2 separate regions of the Mus musculus genome follow, and region 2 is linked to region 1. Evidence: chromatin loops called from intact Hi-C (ENCODE). Cell type or tissue: heart. All regions are shown on one strand. Region 1 overlaps LOC115485826 (a long non-coding RNA gene). Region 2 overlaps Glra1 (glycine receptor, alpha 1 subunit).

The links. Hi-C counts contacts between places; a loop is a spot of excess contacts. Peaks named below come from ENCODE experiments on the same cell type or tissue, not always from the same donor. Only the 100,000 strongest peaks of a DNase experiment are listed, where the experiment ranks them.
Region 2: a loop joins it to region 1, with 11 times the contacts of the local background. A loop is called at or near these places in 27 of 42 quality-filtered maps.

Annotation. Positions count from the first base shown.
Region 1 is chr11:55,980,628-55,983,127 of GRCm38, forward strand. The region is part of intron 1 of LOC115485826 (a long non-coding RNA gene); the gene reads left to right. Among named protein-coding and RNA genes, the nearest start is that of Nmur2, 59 kb to the right of the region's middle. In heart, a CTCF peak has its summit at 1,236 (motif pointing left); no DNase peak of the experiment used is centred here.
Region 2 is chr11:55,515,896-55,518,395 of GRCm38, forward strand. All of the region lies in intron 8 of Glra1 (glycine receptor, alpha 1 subunit), which reads right to left. The region is part of intron 1 of Gm12236 (a long non-coding RNA gene); the gene reads left to right. Among named protein-coding and RNA genes, the nearest start is that of Gm12236, 2.2 kb to the left of the region's middle. In heart, no CTCF peak of the experiment used is centred here; no DNase peak of the experiment used is centred here.

The DNA of each region.
Region 1 (2,500 bases):
AGCACAAGTTACCATGACCCATCCTCATATCCAAGCATACTGTGCTAAATAAGTGAATATCCATGATAAAAGGTTGCTGTCTGCAGAGAACAGATAATTCTACTTGGAGAATATTGGCAAATGAATATTCCTTATAGAATATTGGAAGCAGAGCGGTGATATAGCCATTTAGAGCCAGTTCATCACTGGGCCTACATGTGGTGGACATGTAGCCCAGGATGGCCTAGGTTTCACCATATAACCAAGGATGGCCTTGAATTCCAGATTCTCCTGCCTCCAACTCCTGAGCCTTCTTACTGTTAGAATTACAGGCATTCACCATCACTGGATCACTAGATGGAATTTTCAAGGCCATGGCCGTTGGTAGAGAGATATAAGGGTGTGTTTGGATTTCCTTTGTTTCTTCCTCGAGTTGAAAGTTTGCTCCTTGGTATCTTTACACATGGAGGCAGGGGTGACCTAGAGAAGTAAATATATCTGGGGAAACATGACAGTGATGGATTGGGCAAAACTAGATCCAGGGTCTGCTGCTCAGAGCCTGCTGCACAGGGAGGGAGAGACAGTCATATAATGTGGGTCTCATTGTTGAAGCATCACTAAATGTCCCCCCTAACAAACACACACATAGCAACACAGAACAGCTACCTCCTGTGATCTTTTATTTAAAGCACTGGCTACAACCCAGGTTTATCCTTGTTCTGAGCATTTCTTAGACAGTTGGCCCTACTTTGCTCCACTATAAATAAGGCACCATGTTGTGATGTTCCTTGAGACTCTAAGGAGGTGACAAAGAGTTTGGGATCTGGGGCTGGGTTTAAGTCTGCCTTCAGTAGAGATCCTATCAGCGGAAATGGTTTGAATTTGATGTCTCTCTGATCTCTCCCAATTCTAAAGAACAGACCACCTATCACTCTATCACAGTGGTTTTCAACCTTCCTAATGCTGTGACCCCTTAATACAGCTTCTCATGTTGTGGTGACTCCCAACCATAAATTAATTTTTGTTGCTTCTGTTATGAATTGTAATGTAATTATCTAACATGCAGATAGTCTTAGGCCCTGTTAAAGGGTCATTAGACCCCAAAGGGGTTTCTACCCATAGGCTGAGAACCCCAGCTTTAGCAGGAAGGCAGTCGTCAGACTGGCCTCTGCAACACAGCTGCAGCCCATAGGAAATCTGATAGAACTGAACCAGCTTCAGAGAGAGGACAAGTCATCCTGCCCCCTGGTGGGCATGTCTCTCCATCTCCTTGGACCATACAGAGCATCCTCAGAGATTCAGGCCAGACTGCTTCTCAGCCTTGAAGGACAAATGCAGACAAGTGAGCTGGCATTAACAATGCAAATTTTGCATTATCTGGTCACCATGTTGTATGGAATGAAATAGTTAGGGAAGGAAGGAGGCATGAAGAAGCTTTGGGATGGAGTGACAACGTCATGGACAAGAGTTAAGGGGATCTTAGCCAGATTTATTCTAGAGCATGTGTTGGGTGTACTCATGTTTGTACATATGTGAGTGCACATAGTGTTCAGGTAAATATGCATGTGTCAGAGTGTGGAATCTCTAAGTTGACATTGGGTATCTGCCATCATCATTATTTGTTGAGGCAGAATCTCTGGATACATCCAGAGCTCTGATTCCAAGTGGTTTTGCTCACCAGCTTGCTTGAGGGAGCCCATGAGCATCTGTCTGAGGGTAAGATACAACAACTGCATGGGGTTTAGGGATCAAGCACTGGTCCTCAGGCTTGTGGGCAAGCACTTTATTTCTGAGCTATCTGTCTTTCTACTCCCTGGAAGAAAGACAAAGGTGACTAACCACAAAAACCTTATGTGTAGCCTTCAGCAATAGGGCCTTATTAGGTTCAAGCTAGATGGAATCCCAACACTGAGAGGGGGAGTGGATATGGGTTCTCACCCCTCAGCAAAAAGCTGTCTGCAAATGATTCCTTTTTGCAAAGGAAAAGTAGTTTTATCCAATGGGGTTGGGTAACTAACTGGGTTACTCAAGGGTAGAGCTCATGTCCAGCAAGCACTAAGTAATCAACACAACAACTTCAGTGGTATTTTTGTAGACAATTTGTCTCATGTTGCTTTGTTTGAAATTATTTTGTCTTACTGATTGTATAGTATAGCTTCTTATTTACTGTTTTGTGGGGAGGTTGTTTGTTTGTATGTGTGTGTTTGTTATATTTTTGTTCGTATGGTTTGTTTTTTCCCCATCTTAATGTGTCCTTAAATCTGGGTTCTCCTTTGCTTGGCGGGTAGCAACAAAGTAGGGTGCTCCATGGAAAGTGACTAAGAAAGGTTAGAACTTGAAAACACATCACCTAGGAAGCAGGACATTTCTAGAATGAGGAGATCCTATAGTGAAGATGTGCCATGTACCTGGAGTTCATAAGAATATATTTTTGCCTTGTAGATAAAACAGTTATCTACTAAGTCCAACAGTGACTTGGGATATGAAAAGTTCTTGGAATTCTCCATCTCTCGATGGTGTT
Region 2 (2,500 bases), 460 kb before region 1:
GGACTGAAGGGCCAGTGGGTTTGTTTTGTTTTGTGTGTATGTGTGTGTTCATACTGTGCACGTATGCACATGTGGGTGTATGTATATACATTTAGAGGTCAGAGGTTGATGCTAAGTATCTTTTTGGATCCTCATTTTTATTTCTTGAGACAAGGTCTCTCAGTTGAACCCAGAGCTCAGCTGTTTGACTAGTTTGACTGGCCAGCTTGCTCCAGGTATCTCCGGTATCTGCCTCCCTTGAGTTGAGATCACAGGCAGGTTATGGCACATATGAGGTTGCTAGGACTCTGATCCTAACACTTAAACCATGAGCACTTTAGTGGCCAAGTGTAGGAGCGGATACCTTAATCTTCCCACCATCTGGCTAAGCTGGACGTCGTCTCAGTCTTTCTGCCTCAGTATCCCAAATGCTGGGATTATGGCTGTGTGCGACCGTGCCTGGCTCTAATCAGAACTTCCTAGTAGCTGCCACTGACTTCAGGACACTTAAATTCTTCCGCTGCTAAAGAAGGCCTCAGACTTCCTGGAGTGTGTCCACCTGCTCCCTCTTATTTCCTGCCTTTCTCGGTGTGACACTATTCTTCAGTCACTCTGACACATTTCCTTATGTTTGAGTATGTTGGGCTTTTCTTCTTTGGTTCAATTCAAGTTATCCTCTCTGCTTTACCTCTGCTTCCAAACCTGAACCCCAGCCTCCCACTTAGCTGCCGTCCTTGAGTTCCCAAAGACAGGGTAGCTGCTGTGTGGAGTGCCCCAGAGGAAGAGCTCTGATCCCACTGGGGTCTAATTCCTTTGCTGACTGCTACCTCTCCCATTAGAGCAACAATTCTCAGTCTGTGGATCGAGACCCCCCTCTGAGGGTTGTTGAATGACGCTTTCTCGGGGGTTGCCTAAGACTGTCAGAAGACACAGATATTTATATTACAATTCATAATTGTAGCAAAAGTACAGTTATGAAGGGGCAACAAAAAAGTTTACATTTAGGGGGGCATCACAACATGAGGAAGTGTATTAAGGGGCCGCAGCATAGGAAGGATGAGAGGAAGCTCTGTGAGAGCAGCCATGGCTCAGCCTGACATTCCAGTGCTTGGAAGTAGAAACAAGAGGGTCAAGAGTCCCAGAGGGCTTAGCTTCCAGATGGAGGCCAGTTTGAAGCATAGGAAGCCCTATTTCTCAAACCCAGCAAGAAACCAACTCACAAACCCCTAAATGCAACAAATACTGAACATACAAGCAGAGTTTTGGGTGCAGAAGCACAAAGCCTTGTAAAATTATTTCTCCAATAAGTGAAATATTCACCAGTCCCAGCCTCCTTCATTTTTCTTCTTAGATTAATTTATTTCTCTGTGCATGGATGTTTTCTTTGCATGCATGTTTGTGTTGTAAGTGCATGCAGTGCCTTCAGAGGCCAGAAAAGAGTGTCAGGTATCCTGAGCCTGGGGATACAGACAGTTGTGGTCTACCATTGTGGGTGCTGAGAATCAAACCTGCCCTCTCTGCAAGATTAGGTCTCTACAAGTCCTGGGCCCTCTACAAGGGCTCCCAATGTCTGAGCCAGCTCTCCAGTCCACCCAAGCCTCTTTTAAAGTTTTCTTCTTTTCATTCTGTTGGTTTGCATCCTGCATTAGGCACAGGGCCAATGATCAGGACATTTATGATCGATGACTGCATCTGGTCCAGCATTCATGGTGGAAGTAAGAGAATGCGGGTCATATGACGAGGGCTGGTGGGCAGAGTAGGCACTGCCTGTGGCCAGGAAGGTGATGGAGGCTTTAGACCAGGGCCAAGCAGAGGAATGGGGGAGCCAAGACTTTCCAGGCCCCAGGACCTAAAAGGGGCCTTGAAACTTTATGACAGCTAAACATACACGTGCCCTTACTGTTAGGAGCTAGTTGAAACTTTATGACAGCTAAACATACACGTGCCCTTACTGTTAGGAGCTAGAGAATAGAAGTAGTTGTTTTCCGTTTTGTATGGCCTTTATCACCACACAGCATGACACAGCATCCATGCTGGCTGCATGATAATGGTGTGACACAGAAGTGTCAATGGTCTCTACACATCTGCAGCTCTAACTCAGAACTAAAAAGCACGGAAAACTGCGAGCAACACTGAATGCTCCAAGGAGAAGCCAGCCTGGAGAGATGGCTTCTTCAGAAGTTAAAAGCATTGGCTGTCCTTGCAGAGGACCTGGGTTTGGTTCCCAGCACCTACATAGTGGCTCACAAGTGTCTCTAACTTCAGTTCTAGAGCATTTGGAGCCCCTTTTTGGTCTCCTTGGGCACCAGGCATACACACAAACATAGGAAGAATACTCATAGACATAAAATAAAAAGAATAAACTTTAAAAACATTAAAAAAAAAGAATAAAGTAGGTTTAGGCTAGTGAGATGGCTCAGTGGGTAAAGGTGCCTGCCGCTAAGTCTAAAAACATGAGTTCAATCTCCACGACCCACACAATAGAAGGAAAGGACAGATTCTTGCAAGTTGTCCTCTGACC